Linked DNA regions of Mus musculus: all the other regions are linked to region 2. Evidence: chromatin loops called from intact Hi-C (ENCODE). Cell type or tissue: left cerebral cortex. All regions are shown on one strand. Region 1 has its middle 55 kb from the start of A230004M16Rik. Region 2 overlaps A230004M16Rik (a long non-coding RNA gene). Region 3 has its middle 220 kb from the start of A230004M16Rik.

What was found. Hi-C counts contacts between places; a loop is a spot of excess contacts. Peaks named below come from ENCODE experiments on the same cell type or tissue, not always from the same donor. Only the 100,000 strongest peaks of a DNase experiment are listed, where the experiment ranks them.
Region 1: it touches region 2 in a loop (9-fold over the local background); 2 of 42 quality-filtered maps call a loop at or near these places.
Region 3: it touches region 2 in a loop (27-fold over the local background); 2 of 42 quality-filtered maps call a loop at or near these places.

The regions. Positions count from the first base shown.
Region 1 is chr11:41,651,729-41,659,728 of GRCm38, reverse strand. No RefSeq gene overlaps it. Among named protein-coding and RNA genes, the nearest start is that of A230004M16Rik, 55 kb to the left of the region's middle. In left cerebral cortex, no CTCF peak of the experiment used is centred here; DNase peaks (open chromatin) are centred at 4,335 and 6,952; H3K27ac peaks cover 1,189 bases.
Region 2 is chr11:41,814,810-41,822,809 of GRCm38, reverse strand. All of the region lies in intron 3 of A230004M16Rik (a long non-coding RNA gene), which reads right to left. Among named protein-coding and RNA genes, the nearest start is that of A230004M16Rik, 110 kb to the right of the region's middle. In left cerebral cortex, no CTCF peak of the experiment used is centred here; DNase peaks (open chromatin) are centred at 4,568 and 6,895; H3K27ac peaks cover 1,042 bases.
Region 3 is chr11:41,486,894-41,494,893 of GRCm38, reverse strand. No RefSeq gene overlaps it. Among named protein-coding and RNA genes, the nearest start is that of A230004M16Rik, 220 kb to the left of the region's middle. In left cerebral cortex, no CTCF peak of the experiment used is centred here; DNase peaks (open chromatin) are centred at 1,139, 1,419, 2,696 and 3,437; H3K27ac peaks cover 3,316 bases.

The DNA of each region.
Region 1 (8,000 bases), 160 kb after region 2:
TTCATAACTGAGGAACCAGTTACACCAGGGATATGTGTGAATACATTGCTAAGCTATGCAGAACCTTGCAGGAACTGTGAAAATTAGGTGATGCTAGGACTATATGAGAAAAAAATAGACAGGCTGAAGAAAACATGTACAATATGCTGAAAAGTATATTACATGCTATAGGACATGAGTCCTGTATTTGAGTGTGTGTGTGTTTTCTGTTTCTATGATACCTTAAGAAAAATCATGGGTTGTTGTTGTTGTTGTTGTTGTTGTTGTTGTTGTTGTTTTGTAGAAAAGAACTTTATATCAGGTCACAATTCCATGTTATAGACTATCATTACTATTACTGTCTAGTGTTGATGCAGAAACTTTAAAACTCTACTCACATCACAGATATAGACACTAGCAGAGACAAATGACTGTATGAAAGTTCACTTGCCTGAGCTCAGCTGGATTTCTTCATATGCAGTAAAGAAACCCCTCCTTACCCAGGTAATGCTACCTTCTTCAGTGGGAGGGTCTTCTAAAATCAGTGTAAGTCACACAATTCCCTACAGACATGGCACAGACCAAGCCAATGTGAAAAACTTCTTCTTGAGACTTTCTTCTCTGGTGATTCTAGATGGCGTCAAACTGACCATTAGTGTTAACCACTACAATCTGTGCTCCCTCATACACGCTTGGAAGTGCATTGAGAGAGCTAGTAAGCTAAGATCAAAAGATGAAAATAGCAATAGTTTAGGACCAAGAAACAGACCGTGAGGGAGCTTTCTGCTTTGTTAACTTTCAATTTACATAAATTATGATTTGAACTAAATGTCTAGGGTAGTCACATAAAATAGATAACAAATGCTATCGTTATAAATCAATCATTCATGATCAATTGTGACACAGTGGTTCAGCAACTTATGCATGCTTTCACAGCTAATTTTTAAAAGTGATTTAAAATCTGATCATATTGTATGCTAATGTATGGGGGCTCATTCGAGGTGTATGAGTATCTATGAGAAAGACAATGCAGGTTCAGTAATGTTATGTTAAATTTCTTTCCTGGAAATTATATTACAAGAAGGATTTTTCTTTACTTTTAAAAAAATATTCCTTCTTTTTATTTAATCTTTATTTTTAAACTCCAGATTTTATTCCCTCCCGGTTCACCCTCCGACTGTTCCACATCGCATAACACCTCCCTGCCTTCCTCTCCTTACAAGGATGTTCCCACCCCACCAGACCTCTAAACTCCCTGGGGTCTCTAGTCTCTTGAGGGTTAGGTGCATCTTCTCTGACTGAACCCAGATCTGGCAGTCCTCTGCTGTATATATGTTGGGGGCCTCATATCAGTTGGTGTATGTTGGTGGTTCAATATCTGAGAGTTCTTAGTGGTCTAAGTTAATTGAGACTTGCAGGTTCTGCTATAGGGTCGCCCTCCTCCTCACCTTCTTCCAGCTATTTCCTGATTCAACCATAGGGGTCAGCAGCTTTTGTCCACTGTTTGGGTACAAATATTTGTATCTGACTCTTTCAGCTGCTTGTTGGTTCTTTCAGAGGGTAGTCATGATAGATCACATTTTGTAAGCACTCCATAGCCTCAGTAATAGTGTCAGGCCTTGGGACCTCCCCTTGAGCTGGATCTCATGTTGGGCCTGTTGCTTGACCTTCTTTTCCTCAGGCTCCTCTCTATTTCCATCCCTGGAGTTCTTCAGACAGGAACAGGTCTGGGTCAGAGTTTTGACTGTGGGATGGCAACCTTATTTTCACTTGATGCCCTGTCTTTCTGCTGTAGATGGGCTCTACAAGTTCCCTCTCCCCACTATAGTAACATCATAGGTTTTCTGTTATTCTAAGAAAATACGGGAGATAATTAACTTATAAAGAGTAAAGATTTACTTGTAACTCATGGCCTTAGAGCTTTCAGTCCAATATTGGACAGATCTGGGGAATCTTAAGCCAGCAGCCAGCAAGGCAATGGAATGCAGTAAAGAAATGGCTTACCCCCACCATGAATAGGAAATAAATAACAGAGAAGAAGGGGCTAGATGGAAATAACCTCCTTTAAGAGCAAAACCCAATGACCTACTGACCTCCAATATGCCTTTTCTCATAAATGCAGACTACCCCTAACATGCTTACTTTGGGGTACCATTCAATGATTTTTTAATCCTTTAGCATATGGACTGTTTGGAATGGTCAGCCCCAAAAGTAGGAGGTGAGTTCTATTTACCCATCTTCTTTGTGAGCATTTACAAATAGTGAAATCAAAAATGGAGAAAATGAGAGGTGACTCCAGTGAACCCTACATGAGAAAGGCAAAACATCAAAGTGTCCATTGCTCTGGGATTCATTGAACTTAGACCCTGCTAGACTAGGCTCTCTGTGCCAGGTATACATTGAGTCATCTGGAAGGTGGAATACTAGCCCAAAGCTATTTACCACATATCTTCATTCCCAGGTCCTTCAAAACTATCAAGGGCCTAAGCACAGTGTGCATGTGTATGTGTGTGTGTGTGCGTATGTGTATATTAAGGATGATTGTTTGCCTAAAGGTGGGGATAAGGTCTTTCGGATGAATTTGGAACCCCTTGATGCTGACCCTGATACCCTTCAGCAACAGTGCTCTGATATGTATTTCCAATGAATCATTTCTCTCTATGACTCCCAACCAGTTAGTTATGAGTATTATAGGCTTCTCAGGAATTTCAGTAAGAGCCTGTGTAGCCAGAGAGGAGGGGAATCTATATCAAGCTTGGGTAGTTTGATTCATGTCTGTGTACATAGAATGTAACCAACTTGTAGGAAAATCCTGTTTGTTTCAATATCCCTCTCCACCACGCAAAATTCTAAGCCAATGTGAATGTGGATGAACTGCTGTCAGCTACCATCAGGACCATTTAAATAAGGGAAAATAAGATCCCAAGGTCTCATAAGGATATATAAAAGGACACATTTCTTTTTGGCCTGAGACAAAACCGCAAAGAGTTTTTATTTTCCTTTATTTTTCTGTTTGTCACTAACTGATGAAAGGAGATCTCTACTCTGGGAATGGGTTAGCATGGAGAAAGAAAGTCAAGTTCAAGACAAGAAGATGAGCCCCCAAATATCACTTGTGTGAGACCCCTGGTTAACAAGGTGTGAGGCCCAGTGATACTTCCAGGTTATTTCATTATTATTTTACCCTATGTGTATGTGAGTTTTTCCTATATGTATGTCTGTGTACCGTATGTATGCCTGGTGCTTCTGGAGGCTAGAAGAGGTCATTGGATCCTGATGGAGTTCGAGTTTAAGATGGTTGTAATTCATGATGTGTGTTCTGGACATTGAACCTGAGTATTCTGGAAGAGTGATCAGTGCTCTTAACGGCTGAGTTATCTCTCTAGACCATGGTATAGTTTTAAATTTATACTATAGCTTTGAAAACCCTCCAGAGCCCAGGCCTATGCTCAATATCACCTCGTCTGAACCACTACAAATCGTTCAGCAGCAGTGCCACCTGCATACGGTAAGATGAAGGTAAACACATCTTACATGCATAAGAAAGAGAAGAAGGTAAAACTGCTCTCTGAAATACTTAATAACGAGTGTGGGATTAGCATCTCCATCATTTACTGAACAGTTATAAACAACCAGGACATCCCCGCTGATACATACACTTGCTAGCTACATATGAGCTGGGATAAAGAAGAGGCTACATTAAAAAGCCAAAGAATAATGCATTTGCAACTGTTTCTCAGGTAAGCAGTACCTACATCATGCCTTCTAGTCCTTTTATTGAAAGTACATTTTGAGATTATGTGCTAGATGTATGCATGACTCTTGCATGGAAGCAGTATTCTTTAAATCTGTCAACAAGGGCTGGATATTCCTGCTATTTTATTTGAGCCATGAATCTGATTTCACTTTTGTTTTTTAAAAATTTATTTTATGTTTTTAGATTTAGTGTGGGTGTGGGGCAGCTTCTCATGCAGGGAAAACTAGGAGCGAGCTTCCTTGAAGCAAGCATTGTAGGCATTTATGGGATGCCTGACATGTGTGCTAGAATCCAAATTTCAGTTCTCTGATAGCACAACTCTCTTAACTGTTTAATGATCTCTCCATCCCAAGGACCTTTTGATGAATATACATTTAGTGATTCCCCACATCAGCTAAAGTTAAGAATGAATAGTGCTGAGAAATTAAAAATCCAAAGTTCGACTCTGCATGACACAGAGTGTAAAACAGCATGGTGTAAGCATACACTGTAACTGTATTTATTGCATGAGCTAAGATGTATAAGAAGCACACCTTAGCTTATCCTGGCAGAAAGGCCAGAGTAGAACTTTTCTTACATCCAGTTCCCCAAATATATAACTCTACATACCCCTAGAACAGACTCTTCCAGTGAAACAGAAAGACATGTTTCCATCTGTTACTCAACTTGAGAACCCAGCAAGCTGTCTCATCCTTTCTACAATTCTTTCATCTCAGTGAAACTTTGTAATATGTCATTGGCTCAAGGAGACTCTCTTCTTTTTGCCTCAAATCTTCTGGATCTATCCTCAGAAAAGAATGAACTGATCTCAGTATACATTCTTTATAGATCATTTACCAAAAGCACATTTTGGGCTAAAAACCACACACTACTGGGGTAAGACTGATTAAAGGAAAACATAATGAAGATCATAAATCCTCTCCAACAATAGCATCAATAGGGTTGAAGCATCCAACTTCCCTATTTGTCAAGCTCAGCAGAAGATTTCTACATCAAATCATGACTCAAATTGTCTCTTCCCAGAATAAACACTGTTTTCTCCATGATAGGTCCTCGGTGGACCAGAACAGAATTACATTTGACATTCACTGGATTGCCATCACTGCTTAATCAGTTACTTTAAAGCATTTTTCATTTGTCATTATTGTTGCTAAATTATAAGCAAGCCAAAGTTCAACAATTATACACTTCTTTGGGCTTCCATCAAAATAAACCTAATAGGCCATGCCAATCATATTCCAGCCCAACAGTTTTCAAGTGTGTTGCATTCTCAGTAATAACTTCTTGGAAGTAGCAGACACATAATGCTAAGATAAATTTCTCTCGTTGTATATCAACAACTACAATGACCACATTTCACAACAGATAAGAATTCCATTTAATTTGTGATCCCCATCGCCACCCACTTAATGTAGAAAGAATTTAAGAAGGAATCCAGAAGTAAAGAAATGTTCTAGCTAAAACAAGAGATAATGTATTTTTTTTTTTGCTTTAGCTCTTGGAATAGTTTTGTTACATACAGCTCTCCCTCTCTTCTTTCAAATATTAGCTTGAAAATAGGTTGCGTTGTTTCACAATGAATTAAATATGGTAGAATTCTGATAATTTCATAAAATGTCAAAAACATTTTCTAAAGTAACAACTGGTAGCCAATGAAAACAGTTACATATTTCATTACATTGTTTAAAAATTCAAATATATACTGTGAACTTTCCTTCTGAAACATCTCTGAGCACCTTAAGGTAAAAATATCTAAGTAAGCAGAGGCTTGTCTAGTCTATGTTTTGTATATATTCCAAGGCATAAATTTCAAGTAAAGACTAAAAAATAAGATGCTTAATTTTTCTTATTAACTTCATATAATGAAACTTGAAGGATGCAACACTTACAAGATAATTAATAGTGATAACCTTAACAACTGACATTACCATGTTGATTGAAGAAAGGATGCTATGGGGCTGTCCACAAGATAGGAGTGCTTGCTGTTCTCAAAAAGAATCCAGATTCAGTTCCCAGGTATACAGTTACAGTTCACAATCATCCTAATGCCAGTTCCAGAGGATCCTGCTCTTTCTGCCATCTTCTACAGACACCAGGCATGTACCGGGTACAAGTATATACAAGTATGCAAAACACACATACATGTGAAATAAAATAATATATACTTTAAAAAAAATAACAAGATTGCATTAAATAACATACATTGAAAATGTAAAAATATTAATATAGTATATGCTATTTATATATTATATACGATATTGTATAACTTATGGTATACTGTAAAGTCCATGGTTTTAGTTAGTGGAATAATGCCAGCATTTTCTCGATATTTTGATACTTTATTTTCTGAAGCAATAATTGCATCATTCCAAGCCTTCTTTTTCCTACCACCAACCCTCCTCATGTACACCCTTTGCTCTCTCTCAAATTCATAGTCCCTGTTTCTTTAATTGTTAACAGAGCTGCTATGAATTAATATTTTATTGCAGCATTTTAAAAACTTGCTGAAGGCAAAAAATTACTTGGTTGATTCTCATGGGAATAAACATTCTGAATGTCTGTTTTCTTAGCTACAACAAAGAGAAAGAATGCTTTGTTTCATCATGACCTTAAAGGAACATAAACATATGTCTAATCTGAATTATATTTCTCTGTGAATCACTCCTCAGATATACAAAAATAATTGGTGTAGATTAAACACCTGGGCACTGGGCAGTCAAGGAAGAGGTTGGTTTGCTAAATACAGTAAAATTAATGAGAAGCAAGTTTAATCCTGAGCATCAGAAGTTAATATCCTCAGATAGAATTGAACGGGATGAGCTTTGGGGAAAGAAGGTTCCCATTAGATGTGAAAGAATTAATCGCATGAATAAAGTGGGGCACAGAAATGAGAGCTTAACAAAAAGCACATACACATTCCAAATTTGATAAGCTTGGTGAATTCAGTATTGCTAAACAGTCATTGATTTATGAAGTGGGTTCACTCACATGCCTGGATCAAATGAAACAAGACATGCACAGCATCTAGACTTATTCCTTCCAAGTAGGCAACTAGTGACAATATTAGGAAACTGGGCAAGCTTGTCACCCAAGCTGCCAGAAAGATTCCTATGGGCTCACTGAAGTCATCTGAATCCTCCTGCAGCTGAGGTTCCCCTAAAAGCAGCCCACATGAGTTTTAAACTAACTAGGGAAAAGCATGACACACTGGTCTAAAAATGGTGAAGGACACTAGCTGTAGGACAGACTGGAATAGAGCCTAAACTATTCCAGCCAGATCTTCCCTATTTCAGGATATTTCATTCCCAGCACATTTTACACTTATTTTTGAAAACTACAAGTAAGAAATTGGAAAGATTCGAGCCATCTAAGTACAGCCAGAGAACTGTCTTAAGTCAGCTTTCTTACACAGACATCCTTCTCAGCAAAGATGGACACATTCACAGGTCTGTAGACCTCCCCAGACTCAGGAACAGATTTTTCTCACCATGCCAATGGCAACTTCACTGAAGTAATCTCAGGGCAACATGACTATGCAAAATCCAGAATATATTTCATTAGCTGTGAGTGTAATAGGAAGATCATGTCTGTCCACAGCAGAGATCTGTCCTTGGATAACCACTAACCAGTCACATGACTACATAGGCAATCACAGAAATGGCACCACTGTCTAAGTGAAGTCCATAGGAACACTATAATCTCATTGGACTAGTTGGCCATCATTGGGAAGAGAGGCCCCTTGGTCTTGCAAACTTTATATGCCTCAGTACAGGGGAATGCCAGGGCCAAGAAGTGGGAGTGGGTGGGTAGGGGAGTGGGGGGGAGGGTATGGGGGACTTTTGGGATAGCATTTGAAATGTAAATTAAGAAAATACCTAATTAAAAAAACCTATGTTTCCCATCTTTAAAAATTCCTTCCAGCTACCTGATACTGTGACAGTCTACACATGGACAAACATAAACAAAGAATTAGTAACTTTTCAATGATATAAATAAAAATATCATATGTAGAAAGTACCTTCTCAATTTCTTTGTTAATCTGTAACATTCAAAGTCACTTATTATATGACCTGCTAATAGTCTTAAAGAAGATACTTACCACACCAAAATATGCCTTGCTTGAAAGGAAGATAGAGAATTTTCAACAATTTCTGCAAGAATTTCTGCAAGAGAATGTGTTTCTTGCAGAAAGTGAGTTTGTCTCATCATAAAAATGGTAATGTTCCTCTCACAATCTCAGTGCAGCCAGAGTATAGAATACAAT
Region 2 (8,000 bases):
CCCACCAGTTTTTGCCTCTGTATCTCACAGTAACTTTTCCAGATGTGCTGCTCCCAGGGTGAATATTGGAGGCTAATATTTTCTTCACAAATTGATAATGTCTTCATTTAAAAGGAACACAAACTTTCTGGTCTGTTGACACTTTAGGGTTTTCATCTCCTTTTATGGTGATGGTTTGCAAAAAAAAAAAAAAAAATGGCTCCCATAAGCCCATAGAGAGTGGAACAATTACAAAATTTAGCCTTATTTGTTGGAGTAGATGTGGTCTTTCTGGGGGAAGTGTGTCACCATGGGCATGTACTTTGAGGTCTCAGATCAAGATGTAGAAATCTCAGCTCCTTTTAAAGCATTATGCTTGCCTGCATCCTGTCATGATTTTAGCCATGATAAAACAGACTAAACCTATGAACTGTAAGCCAGCCCAAATAAATATTTTCCTTTATAAGAATTACTATAGTGATGGTGTTACTTCATAGCAATAGAAACACTAAGTAACATGTTTACATAAAATTCTAATGACCTATTTAAATGTGTCTTTTGCATGTGTCTTTTGCATGTGTCTACCTGCCATACTAGGATCTCATGAATCCCATAATGGCCTCTATCTTGTTATGTTGATGATAATGACCTTGAAATTATGACTTTCTAACTCCATTTCTGCCATCTGGGTTAACAGACAGACACTGCTTGATTTATGTGGTGTTGAGGTTCAAACTCAGGACTTCATCCATTTTGTAGAAACATTCTGCCAGTGTAGCTATAACCCCTGTAAACCCCAGCCCCATTTCCACATGTATCTTATCTCAGCTAAATTCTTAAGACCAACTGGAGACACTAAAACCATTAAGGGGTTTGGTTTGCTTAATTTGATTTGTTTGTGTGTTTACTTTTCTCCTCTTAGTATATTGAATTGAGTTGTGTGTATATATTTAAACTATCAAGTTCATTCCCATTAGAGAATATATTAAAGTTTTTTATTCTTTGAACAGTAACTAATATGGAGATTCCCACTGCCCAGTGGGAAAAAACTGTATTTTAGATATAAAATAAATATGTTCAACCCCAACCAACTTACAGAGCTTCATGTGGTATTGACATGGCCGCTGTTTTTTAAGATAGTTACACTCATAGATATAGTTACTAGTCTGGATTTACCCACTTTTAAAAATCAAAAAGTAAAAAGTCGTTGTAATGTAGTTTGCTCTGACACAGATAAGGGGACATGCTTAAGAAGTCATGCATAAGAGCCCTTAAATCAATCAAGAGGTGGGTACCTAAAGGATATTAGCAAGCACCACAATAGTGATTTCTATGACAAAGTCACCAGGTAGGCTAAGGAAGCAGATACAACACTGGTAATATTCAGATTCCTAAGAGCAATTCCCAAGGGTCTGGCCCATGCCTCATGTGTGATTAGAATAGGTGGGTATTAACTGAGTATAAAAGCTGAGTAAGGTAGGTGCTTCTAAGTGTCTGCTATGGGCTCTAGATTGGCATTAAACAGCTCCCTCTTGGAGGACTTGCTTACCCTGTGTACAAACTACCCTCCTATCTCCATTTCTGACATCTGGGAACTGAAAAATAAATATGAGGCCAGTCCCCACACAACTAACAAAACCCAAGTTGGAAACCAACATGCAAGAATTTAAAGAGAGGGAAGATAAGACTGGAACACTTATACCTACTTAAAAAAATATTTTCAATACAAAAATATTAGAGTTAGTAATGATTGAAATGATGTAAATGGAAAATAGAAGGGGCAAGCACTCCAGTAGTGAGACACAGAAGAGCTTCCAAGTCTTCCTTCTTCCCAGTCTCACAACAAAGGGGATGGACACAGTGAATGAACTTAGATTCAGGAACATTGTTTCTTAGTAGCAGCTTTCTGAGCTTTGCTGGATTCTGAGTTAGCTTTTCCTGATGTTTCCTAGGCTATTTAATGCTGTCCTTTCCAGAAAAAGATGAGAGATATAGGAAGCTGTACTGAAATAATGTTTTCCCCAAGTTTACGTAAGTAAGAACTAGCCTTGGAGTCACCGGGGGAGCTGATGGACGCTAAAGCAGTAACTGATAATTACCATACACACACTTATACCTGTATATATGTGTATGCCACAAAAACTATTTTTATATAAAGAAAGAACTTATTAATTATTATAATTATTAACATGCATTAATAGATTAAATCAATGGTAGTCACAAATATGTCATTCATGTTACAAAAGTACGATGAATATTCTTATATGCTTGGTAAATGAAGTATAAGAATTAGATTATATGGTTGCTAAAACTAAAAATATCTTTCAATAATTATGGTTAAAACCCATCATAAAACATTTTGTCATCTTAATAAAGTACTGCCAAAGAAATTTGAATTCTTATTGATGGTCAAATACCTGATAAAGTCTACATGATATCATTACAAACTTGTCCTTGGATTAGTCTTCCTAAAAAAAAGGTTGTGAATTTATATTTTTGGTTATGAGGCTAGCCTTTAATAGCTGAGTCATCTCTTAGCCATAGGATTCATAGGTATGGGACTCCTTTATCCTTCTACCTCTATGAACATTTTGTCTATCCAGCCTAAGGTCTGTGAATTTAACTGAAAATGTCTTATTCTTTAAATACTTGTGCCAGTTGCTGTTGTTGTGACTTTTCTCGTGTTTTAATAAAAATATATATATGTAGTAACAGTAATATCTACCTATTAAAATATGATTTTTAGAAAATTTGATAAGATATATTTTCTAATCCTTATATCCTGTCTCTTTATCATTGAGGAGAAATGGTGAAACAGAATCTTTGCTCCTGAAGCAGAAGAGAACATGGTGAATTTAATATGTAATTTTCCCAAGATCTTATTATGTAATGAATGACGCTGGGTGCACCTAGATTTGGAACGGGAAGATTCCTATAACTTTCTACCTCTGTGAACATTTTTATCCTCTGATAAACTGTGGAAATATCTATTTAATGAAAGTTTAATTGAATTGTAGCTCAGAAATATCCATTTCAGTGTTTAGAATGTAACAAGTGAACATCCATTAAATCTCTGTGATTATTCTTGTCACAGGATGCTATACTCCCTTGCTAGTCCATATCAAACTTGATTTTGATATATTTTTTGGCAATGCTCATTTGAATTGCTTTTAATATGTCTCTAATAGCCATCACCATAGAGGGATCTGCATGTGTAAATTCCTAGCATTATTGGCACAAACTTTTCTTCTATAATTTTCAAAGGAAAAGAGACTCCTGTTGAAGAGACGTGCAAATTAGCATACAGCTCTCAAGCTCCACAACTCAGCAGACAGAGTTTCTAAGACCAGAGTTGTTCATGGAGAATGAAGAAAACCATAGCTTAATGAGCTCCAGTGGAAGATGAAATGTCAGTTGGTGCAGCTACTAACCCAGGGGACTTGTGTTCTCTACTTCTCATCAGAGAATCTCTTAGCTCAATGTTCATGAGAAGAAGAGTCTTGCTGATGCTGACTTTCATATGCCAACTGGAAAGTGACTGCTGAGAATTGGAGCATGTGGTGCAATACTGGTTCGATTTTCTTTTGCAAAGTAAGCAAAGCCTTTCACTATTAGGATGAGGATATTGCGGCTTTTCTCCTCCTCATGGGCTTCCTCATCCTGCTGAAACAGTCACTCAGATTGCATGTAAGTCCAGGTACGTCCATCTACATCCAATTATGCACCTTCTCATAATAATGCTTGCGTGTATTTCTATTATCAAAATCAGTCCAGTGCCCGGTCAGCACTCAGATGGGTGGTGGTACCTGACCTCAAGATGTCTTGCTTGTCTGTGCTGTAATGACTGAGACATCTTCTATGCCCCCTTCCAAATCTTGAAGCAACTTTAAAGTCCTTTAGTTTACAAAACACAATGAATTGAGCTATAAACCGTGGATCACTTGATTATAGTTCCAGAAATTGTACGGTTTTCCTGCCTCTACATTTTGTGTTTGGCTGATCTTCCCAAACTGCCTTCTCCATGATTTTTCAAGCATTTTAACCATAAGGATGTTTAGATGCTTTCCCCAAAGCCATCCCCTCAGCGAGCAGCAGAATCTCCTGACTCCTAGTTTAGTACATTATGGCGCTGCCTCCCATTGTTGAATTGTAATGAGATCTATTTTAATGAATATGTTAATGTGTTACTGTTGGTCTCAGCCTGACCTTGTATATGTTTGTCTTTTACACTCTGTTTCTATTTAAACTATAAGCTCTTGGGAGGCAGAAAAGATGCCAATTTATCCAGCCCCCTGCCTTTTATGTCTGGAAACTCAACAAACACTATTCAGTGATAATAATGATGATAGAGGAAGCATAATACTCTCTTTTCTCTCTGGGGGGATATGTGCTTGCTTAAATTTGCTTTTGGAGTTCTCTGGTTATTATAAAGATAGGTCCTTCAAGTTTCTTCTAAAGGCCAGAAAATGGAAGCAACAATTTTTATCAACAACTTTTCTCACCGGAATTCTGAATTTTCCCCAGATTTGCAAAGGGAAGCATAAGTGTGAAACCCAGAGATAGTGTGGATTGGAGCTGTCATTTTATATTTGTTTTCCAGGACACCGCTGAGCATAGCAATATAAATGGCAAATGCCACATTGCATTTTTCAGGAGAGCAGGTGGCACTTGAGGCAAGGGAATTGGAAGGATGTAGAATATATAGGAGAGAAAAACAACAATACAGGGATGAGAGCTAAGGAGGCAGTTGAATACCATACCTCTCACATTCCCTACAGAAAAATGGAAATTCTGCAACATGGAGTTAAGTAAGAGTAGCCACATTTTCACAGGCTACTTAACGCAATTTGAAAATGCACAGTATGGCAACTGGGTTCTTGAACCCAATCACTTGGAATCCATCCTCATATCAAAATATTATACCTAAAAATATATATGACTTTGTTATGAAGCTTGAATGAAATTGCATGCAAATTTCTTCAAAAGTGCCTTTTCCATAATAGGTTCTTAAACTACTTTATTTGTTGTTATGCTTTTCTGAAGATATTGTCCTAGCTTCAAACAGAGCAAACAGAATATTACATTAGCTAAAGCACTGATCTTCAGGACATCCCTCTTAAGGGTGAGCTGTTAGATGTGGAAGCCCCAGAAGTGCTTTTTGTGGGTCGCTTGTTTTATAATAATATCTATTTAAGGATTGAAACATTGGGGAATTACCAATATGTACTATAAGATTAGGAGATAATCAGAAATTGACACATATAATTGTCAAACCATTTACACCATTACCATATGGTAATATTAGCTACTGATAACTTAAGGGACACCAACAGATTAGAGCAGGTAAAAAATAAAGGTGTGGCATAACTAGCTGTATATGAGCCATTATATTTCTGGTGGGTTTACATACTATTGAAAATAGCATTAACCACCCCCATAAAGAACACATATATAATTCTAAAGGTATGATAGTTAACAACATTAAGTGTTAGGCAAGGCGAGAAAGAGCAGGATTAGAGTAAATAAAAGAGGTAGTGATGCCAAGTTCAAGTGAAAACATCTGAAACTTACAGGGAATAAAACGTAAAGTTATCTCAAATACTATTTGTAATTTTAGGAAGGGTCTATAAGACAAAAATTTATCTAATTTGATAAATAGAAAGGTGGAATTGCTGAGGAGTGATGAAGTCACAGCTAAATATTTATGGGAGCTAATAAGTATATGTTACATCCATACTCTTCAAAGCTACAGGGCATGCATTATGTTAGTATTCATTATGGCTACAGAGTGAGTATTCAAATCTAGAACAGGAGAGAGCAGAGGATCTACAGAGCAGAGCTTAAGTAAACCCCTAATATAAGGCTTCCAGTTGCTCTTGACTATGGAGACGTAGAAAGTATGGCCTCCGCACATTCAAACACAGCAATGAACACAGTATACTGTCAGCAAAATATCCAGAAGATATACTTCACCTATGCTATATAATACAGATTCTTATTGAGGCTCTAGTACATAAGTACAACTGACTTGTACTTGGTTTGAGCCCGCAAAGATAAACCTGAGACCTTTCCCTCACAGCACAAAATCATACGGTTCAATTTTAGGAGCAATTCAAATCTCCAGAGCAACCAAAGTATCCTGTTCATCTATGAGAACACATAGTTGAAGATTATTTCTAGAAACTTCTAAAAAATGTTAAAACTATTTGGGAAAGATAAACTTTTTGTTTATGCTCAATATGTCAAGGTCCCTGTGACCTATAAGATGATTTTGAAGAGTGTAGATCACAGGTCAAAGGAGATAGCATTTTGATAGTCAGTGAAACATACAAACTAAAATCGATTTGGTACTTGGGTGGCAAAGAGTTTCTCAAATGAGAGATGAAACCCAGTATTCATGCTGTTATGTTACAGGCTGAATAAGTTGGGAAAAGACAGTGTTTGATCAAGAGGAAGATAGGACTAATTTCCAATTCCTACAAAGGCATATTAAGTGCTGTATATAGCTTTGGATATAGACTGTAAATACCTTTCCAGTGTGAACAGCCTACTCATGGGATCAACAAGTCCCCTCATTTGGATCTCACTGTCCTTCACTTGAATTTCCATTCCTGTGAACCTTGTCCCAAGCCTTGGCTTCATTAGAAAGGCAGATATGTTTCTTTCCTCTCCATGGGATGGAGTGACTCTGGGAGGGTTTCAGAGTAGCCATAGATATAACAGCAGAGCCTTCCTTTGTTTTTGTTGTCTCCTTTAGCTATATGTCAAAAGTAATTTAAATGTTTATCTGCTAAGCACACATTCGTGTTTATGCTTCCTTTCAACTAGGAAATGTCGCCTCAACTTAAATGTTTTAGAAATGTGCCTTAGCCAGAATCACTGTTACTTCCTCTCAAATTTAAATTCCTGCTGTAGTCTCCTCCATGACACCTCCCACAGTCTCTGTGGACCGCTTTCCTTCTGTTATTTTAGGGTTTTATTCTCCAGAGTCATATTTAGGTCAGGCACACTGGCCTCACTTACTAGGAAGTTCAGTTCATCTAGCAATGACTGCAGTTTATAGGAAGGCCACATCCTGAAACCATTGTATTAAGTACCCTTTGTGATGATGCATAGATTTAGCAATGCTCTGGTTTCCAGATCAAAGCTTTGAGGGTGGTGTATGTTTGTGGCTACTTGATGTCACGTTAATAACAGTCGAAAACAATGTATTTAGGAAGAGTAAAAAGTAGAAAGAGCAGAATCTTAAATCAAGGGAGGAATTTGTGACACTATTTACATGTGTAGTGACAGGCAGATCTCATAAACTTCCTTTAGGACTGCTTGCAAAGCAGACACGAATGCTTCCTGTTTGGTTCTAGGTATATCCAACCTGAGACGTGTGGACCACATGAGTCATCAGATTATTATGAATAAGATCCAACCAAGCATTATAAACTTACTTATGCATTATGGGTTTTTTCCATTTTTTTTTTCTTTTGTAATTCTGTTATATGACTCTCATATGTGAACTTTGTAGATGCTAATGTGTTGAAATGCCCAAAGCTTAGAAATAATGGAAAATATCTTGCCTGGGTTCTTACAGGTGGAAAACAAAAGGTTTCTGAGCACACTGAAGTAAACGATTGAAAGGCTCAAGAGCCAAATGACAGAGGCCAAAGCTCTAAGCGTCTCAAGGGTTCAGAAGGTTCTACCGCACAGATGTTGTTCTTAATCTCTGGCTTCTCTTCTCCTTCTTGACTCTTCTGCCATGGCTTCTACTTCCGTCTCCCTGGTCATTTCATTCTTCAATAGTACGGCTGATGAAGTCTAGGGTTCTATACCTGAAGCTGTGGTCTATTCGGCTCAGGCAGAAGTATTCCCAGCCAACATATCCACTTAACAGAAAGTGTAATGATGATTAATGAGCTCATTTCTCTCATAACTCAAAAGTGACGTTCTGGGGCAGTCTACATGGCTATGAGGAGACAAAAACCAAGATAATACGTGTGTTCCTAGCACCTTTAACTCAGCCCATCCCT
Region 3 (8,000 bases), 330 kb after region 2:
AATTTTAGTAAAATGATTTCTCAGGAAATTACCTTAGTGGTTTTAAAAAGCTCACATATTCAAATGAGCATGCCCAAATATTAATCTAGGTAGGAAAGGCATTATAAACATGGGAATTCTAAGTGAGCAGTATTTCTTAGGAAAAAGTTTTTGTGGGTGTGTAAGAATGTGGTTCATTGTATTGAATTGTCATTGTTTAAAAATAAAATCCTATGACACCTGACCACATTTATTCAAGAGGCTAGGTTTCTATGGTCTCTCAAAGCCTTTTTTATTGGATGTTGACAAGAAGATAAATGAGCATCTGTTCTTGCCAACTGAAATCATTATCTTTTCAGTTTATCTCCAGAAGATTAACTATAGTTTCAGAAAATTAATCACTTTGTCCAATCCAAAAATCTACACATTACCTAGAACGCTTGATCAGCACAATTTATTTTCATGATTAATTGGAAAAGGGTCAAAAAAAGTCTTTAATGCAAATTTCTGTATAATGGTTTATTTAAAAACAAGCACTTAGTCTGGTGTGTGTGCCATGGGAATTAAATTTACTGCCATGTCATTTTTTCTTTTTTTAGAAAGAAGCAAATATCATACATTAAAACTAGTGTGCAAGAGAAAGCTCCGTAAACAAGCCTCTTCAACAAAGTCAAAACTAGCAGGTCAACAGCTCACTGTAGGTGAAAGTTTCAAGGATTTTTAAACTCTTTTGTCATCTTAAGTGTAAGAATTTCTCTCAATTATACACATACTTACACATAGAAACACACATACACCATATATGTACTGCTTCTTAAAATACCACTCATGTGTACAATGATTTTTGACTATCTCCTCACTCCTACTCTCCAATTCCTACTGGATCGCTAGTGTTTCCATCCTAATTTCTTACTATATACATATACATATATGCATACGCATACATATATCCACATACACACATGCGTTTTTTCCAACTGAGGCCAAAATGAGTGTTACCCAAATGTGTACAGATGGGAAGTTTTCCAATGGAGCACATTCAGTCAACTGGCCTCACCCTTGAGGAAAACCCAGTCTTCCTCTTCCAGAAACTAGCTCCTCAGCCAGTGTTCTTGAAAGCCTCCCTTATCCTTCCTGGAGTGTTGACAGGTTTGATTTTGTGTAGTTCTTTTGCAGGCAACCACAGCTGCTGTGGATTCCTGTACTCTCTAGCCCATGTCTAGAAGACATTTTGTAGCATTCCTCCCTGTCCTCTGACTCTACAACTTTTCTGCTGACCTCCATAATCATCTTTGATATATGCTGATATATTCCCAGATTCTCATCCCTCCTTTGCTTAAGGAGCAAGTGTTCTCAGGCCTCTTACGTCAATTTACTTCTTCCACGCAACAGCTCTCTGCAAGAGTCGGCGTGCCAGAAGTTCCCAACAATCCTAATTGCAAAGCTCAGTAATCAGGGCCAGATGCCTGCAAACCGTTTTTAAAAGTCTCACACGCCTTCTTTTTAACTCTAAACTCGAGTTCTTGTTGTAGTCTTAGAAAGTCTGTGCTTGTTCTCAGGATTTATGAATTCTCCCAAATCTGCCTGTTCCTTTGGGATTCTCCCCAGTCAGGCAGAATGCTGATTCTAAGACTAGTGAACTGAAGGTATATGAGCGAAGGATAATGGTATTTTAGGAGGAAAGGGTTTTACTGAAGAAAGAGTCATAAATAAGTAAATAACCTGATAATTTTCGAGACAAAAGGAAACTAAATTGGAAAAAGTGACCTATCCTGTGCAAATATTCTGGAGTTCAGCGGTAGTAGTGTTGTACAAACTTGCTGTACTAATGAGGACCCTTACTCTAGTCCCAGGTCTTAGAAGAGCCATAATGTATGAAATATATTCCCATTTATGATGGCTCTTCTATAGAAATTACATCACCATGGTTTGCCAAAACCACTCCAAATAACCAATTCTTACCTCAACACAATGGGTATAAAAGCCCTTTCATCTCTCATCTTCACATGAATAAATGTGTTTCCTCTGATAAAGAATCACAAACCTCTTTTAAAATTAAGTCTAAATACACTCCCATAGATGACTGTGCACTGATCATAATAATATTATGGACTTCATTCCCTTATAATACCAACTACCAACAGGACAGGTAATGGGAATTGTTCGATGTAGAGGAATTGAACAATTTTTACTGTTGCACCAATACACTGACTTTAAGCAATCTCCCTTTTAAAATGCCTTTCGAGAATCATGTATATATGCAGCTCTACACTTTTCTCTCCCCACAAGGGATTATAAATTTCTCAGTGTTTAGCAGCTAGTAAGAGCATGCTTCTAACTGAGTATCTCTCTGAAAATATATCCCTGTGGACTGTCAATAATAGCATCAACCATCCACGGTTTAAACAAAAACACTAGTGTAGTACTTAGGATTTCCTCGCAGAGTGACCAAGAAAACAGTTTGCTTATATTTGTAAAAGTGAAAATCAACTTGCCTCTTCCTAAACTGCCCTGTGTCTTTGTTGCAAAGCAACAACATTGTGCTGACTCTCAATGACCTACTCCATGCATCGAGACCTGTTTATTTTTGTCCTCTGTGTCTTAATTTATTAAAATAAATGTTGTCTTTTCTCAGTGTGAGCGAAAATAAACGATGGCTCATATTGTGCGTGGGTTCTTCCTCATGACAGTCCAGACTGCTAACAGATTGTTAATATGTTACCAGCTCTATTATAAGATCCTCAAAGATGCCACTTGTGAAGTCAAATTCTCCATGTGAAGCAGTACTGCTCAGCAATGCATAGAGATTGAGACACCCATATGTTTCCTGAGTACAGGTGTCTGCACAGGTGTAAGAGACACAGATATATGGGCATGCTCCAGTCGCTTCTGCAAAGATATGCTGCTTACCTAGCTGTGGTCACTCTGGGAAGCAAAACTACCTGAAATTGTACAGGGGCATTTCTGTTTTCTGACTAACATCTACATATATTAAAATGGAAGGTGTTCTAAATACAGACATTTCTGGAAATGAGGAATCTTAAGAAAAATGAACAATGGCTGGATTGAATGAAATGAAATATAGTTTTGGTGCCTCCTAAAGACATTGATAAAAAACCTTTAACCTCAGGAGACTCACAAAGCCTCAAGATGTGGTGTTATTCAAAATTTTAATGCATTATTCATGGTGAATCTGCTAAATTATACATAAATACACCCCTTCCTTTATAAACTGAACTCTGACATTCCATTGACATTATAAAGAAGATTTGAGTTTTTGCTAGGACCATGGGAGAACCTATCAAGAATATCGATCCCATATTCACAGGCTATGCTGTACAAGGACAGGCCAGAAACCTTCCAGGGGATTGAGTTCTGGCAGGATGAACATCATCTGTTCTGTTTCCCAAAGCTGCTTGTTATTTCAAGGAAAATATTCTGTTGCAGGTTGTCATGGTTGCCGCCCTCGATCCTTAGAGATGTAGTGTCAGTGAGGTTCTGCCACTATTTTATGCAGACCCAGATGGATTCCACACAAACAAATCTTACTGAGTGCATACTTGCTAGCCACTGTGAAAAAATATTTTATATGCACAAATTTGTAACAAGGTTAAACATTTTCACTTTATTGTGCATTATGAAGTACTCTTCACAGCATAAAGGAGAATAAGTGTCTTTGAAAGTATCTCTAGCATATATATGTTATTAGTATTAGCTATATATCTTTAGATAGTCAAGATAATTCCTCTAATATTAACAGCACATCATGACTCAAAGTGGGCTCACAAGTATCCTTGGCCAGGATGGCTTTCTTGATTAATCCCTGATGTTTCTGGTGACTGCTTCTTATCCCACTTGTGGATGCTGAACTTGTTTGTTCATTGTGTCCTTTTTTTGAGACAAGGTCTCACTATGCAGCCCTAGCTTGCCTGGAACACACTGTATAGACCAAGCTCTACCTCCTGAGTGCTGAGATTAAAAGTATATTCCACCACACCTGAGACACCTGGTTGTATGTTTTTATTTTTATATCTTTAATTTAGACTCCTCTAGCTCCACCCATATCCCCTCTCATTTGGTTCCAACCCCGTCTCGTGTCTGCTTAGAAAGTAAACAGGCTTCTAAAGGAAAATAATAAATTAAACTAGAATATAATAAGGTAAAACAAAGAGGAACACACTGGAATAGGACAAAAGAAACAGAAAGAAAAGAACCTAAGAAATAAGTCACAAGAAACAAGTCACAGGGACTGACTTGGTCACTCACTCATTAATCCCATAAAAACACAAAAGCAAAAGCCATAATAGAAAAGCAAAAAACTTATAGGGTAAAGAGAGAGAGAGAGAGAGAGAGAGAGAGAGAGAGAGAGAGAGAGGGAGAGAGAGAGAAAGAGAGAGAGGAGAAAGCATATATATAATATACATATATAGACACACACACATATATATATACACATATCTGTATGTATCTGTATATACTTTCTATACATACATATATACATACATATGTATACATAGTATTTTTCAAAACTGTCCAATATGACTTTATGTGACAAGAAACCTCCAAAATTCCTCTGAGTTTGTTTCTGTTGAGCATCTACTACTGGACATGTAGCCTACTCTGAAGAATAGTTTATATTCCCAGTGAAACTCTCTTGGAGAAAACAAAATTTTTACTTGCTAGTAGTTATCAATTGGAGATAGCTTCTGGGCAAATGATGAGGACATGTGTCCAATTCTTTCAATTCTAAGACCTCTGGTTCAGACCTGCTCAGGGCCTATTCATGCTGCCCCAATCTCTATGAATTCATCAGTCTTGTTGACTGGAGGACATTGATTCCATGGTGTCTTCCATCTTCTCCTTTATATTCTTTCTGCCACATCTTCAGCAGAGTTCCCTGAGCCTTGAACGAAGAGAGAATTGATGATCACATTTAGGGTTGAGTGTTCAGAGATCTCTTCATCTCTGCATACTACCTGTATGTCAGTCCCTATATTTATTTCCTTCTGCCTCGTGAGGATATTTCTAATGATAATGACTGAGCAGAAACTGATTCATGAGCATAGCAGAATATCATTAGGAACTGTCTTACTGCCACATTCTTTCACTAAACTAGTATTAGTTGGTTTTACCCTTGGTCTCTGGGGTATCTAATATCAGGTTCTGGGTCATCCAAGCTGCCAAGCTGATATGGTTCCTTTTCATGATGTAAGCTTTAAGCAAAATCATATATTGGTTGGTTTTGTGCCACCGTTGTAATAGCATATACCTTGTAGTCAGGGTGCCAGTGTAGACTGAAGGTTTTATAGCTGATTGTTGTTCACCTTTCTCTTTCAGTGGCATGGAAAGCACATTCCTCTACCAAGGGAATTTTCACTAAGGGTGAAAATTGTCTGTAGACACAAGTTTGACTTCTCCAAATTTAATGAGTTATGTAGGTATTGTCTTCAGCAACAGATCTTTGCCTTCAGTCTGTGCAAAACAACCTATTTTCTTGCCAAGATTTGAATTTTCATAAGACCTCTTTGGTTAACAAACCAAAAAGATTTAACACAATCCCAGAACAATTATCTTCATTTGGTGAAAAGATATGCCCAGTTGTGACTCTGTCTCTCCAATTATTTGGTGATTTCTTTTAGAAATTCTTCACATATGTATATAGTTTATGAAGTGCCTATTGTACTAGGTATTCATACTACCACTCAAAGGGTTCTTAATTTTAGCTGTCCCTCTGTATTTCCTCCCTGCATCCTCTTCTCCAGTTGATTCTATCTTTCTACCTCCCTTCTAAACACACACACACACACACACACACACACACACACACACACACACACATGCATACATACATGCACATACACACAAACAGCACATTCATCCATAACTATCTTTCTGCTCTATTTAGCGTCCCTAGAAAAATCTGTCTGTTTTTTCTATTCCCTTACCTAGGTATATATACCTATACCTGAACTCTGGTTCTACAGACTGTAGTTTGGATATCAATGAATTAATACCCACATCTAACTAAATATGTACCTTATTTGTCTTTCTGAGTCTGGATTACATACTCAGGATAATTTTTTCTTGTTCCATTCTTTTCCCTGTAAATTTTATAATTTCACTTTTAATGGCTCAAAGGTTACTGTTTAGTGAGTAGTACAAGATGTCTTCATTTATTTTTTAAATGTTAGTAGTTACTGCTATGATCTTGCCTCATACAATCACCTTCATTGTGTCTCATAGATTTTGATATTTTGTGTATTCATTTTCATTCACTCTAAAAGTCTCTTATTTGCTTTTTTTGTTTTTCTTTCTTTCTTTCTTTTTTAATCTTGACTCTTTTTCATTCAGAATGATTTGTTCAGTTTCATAGAGCCTGCAGGATGTCTGTTGGTTTTGTTGTTGACGATTTACAGTTTTAATCTGTGGTGGTAAGATAGAATACAAGGTGTTATTTAAAGTTTCTTGTATATCTGGTTATATGGTCAATTTTTGACAATGTTCCATGAAGTGCTAAGAAGAAGGTACATTCTTTCCTGTTTGACTGAAATGTTCTCTAAGTAAGGGTTAGATTCATTTGATGTAGAGATGTATTTTTTTTGATTCAACAGAAGGATGAAACCAGCTTCTGCATTCTTCCTGTTTCCCTGTGTCTTTTTGAGGAGTTGAAACCAGTGATATTGACAGATATCAATGAACAGTGTTTATTGATTCCTGTTATTGTACTTTGAGTGGTGTGTGTGCATGCTTCCAATTTGATTATGTATTTCTTGTGTTTTCATGGATGTGGTTAAACGTTTTAGCTTGAGAGCTACCTTCTAGTGCCTTCTGTAGATGGGTATTGCTTAAACTTAGTTTTATCAAGAAATATCTTATATTCCCATTGTCTTAGGGTTTCCATTCTTGTGAAGAGATACCATGACCAAAGCAACTCTTATATGAAGTACATTTAATTTGGGCTAGCTTATAGGCTCAGAAGTGCAATCAATTATCATGTAAGAAGGAAGCATGCCGGTGTCGTGGCAGGCATGGTACTGGAGAAGGAGCTGAGAGTTCTACATGCTGTTCTGAAAACAAGCAGAAGAAGATTGTTTCAAAGGCAGCCAGGAGAAGGATCTCTTTGGCACAGGGTAGAGCCTAAGCATAGGACCTCAAATTCCACCTACACAGTGGCAAACTTCCTCTAACAAGGCCATACCTATTCCAAAAAGGCCACATCACCTAATGGTGCCATTTTCCATGAGCCAAGCTTATTTAAACCTCCATACCCATTAATATGATTAAAGGTTTTCTTAGGTATAGTATATTGGTGTGGGATTGGTAGTTCTTTATAGTGTGGACAAAAATCTGAGCTGGTCTTTCTGACATTTACAGGCTCCATTGAGAAGTCAGGTGTTATTCTGATAGGTGTGTCTTTCTTGTTATTTGGCCTTCTTCCTTTGTAGCTTTTAATATTCTTTCTTTATTCTGTACACTTAGTGTTATGTTCAGAGGGGATTTTATTTTCTGGTCTAGACTACTTGGTGTTTTGTGTGCTTTTTGTAGATGATAGGCAGCTACTATGTGAGGTTAGGTAAATTTTCTTCTATGGTGTGTTGGAAGTATTTTCTATGCCTTTGAACTAGGTTATTTTCTCCTTCCTCTATTCCTATTATCCTTAGATCTTGTCTTTTCAAAGTGTCCCATATATTGTGGGTGTTTTTTATAAGAATTATTTTATATTTAGCAATTTTTTTTCTTCTACTCCCCCCAACCCCCACCGAGATATCCATTTCTACTATTGTGCCTTCAATGCCTGAGATTTTCTCTTACATTTCTTGTATTCTGTTGGTGAGACTGAGGCTTGTCTCTAAAGTTCATGTTTTATTCTTAAACCTTTCATTTCCAGATTTCCTTCAGTGTGGATATTCTTTATTGATACTATTTCTGCTTTCCAGTCTCCATTATTTTATTTATTTCCTTCTGATGTTTGTGTTTCCATATATTTCTTTAAGGGACTTATTCATTTACTCTTAAGGACC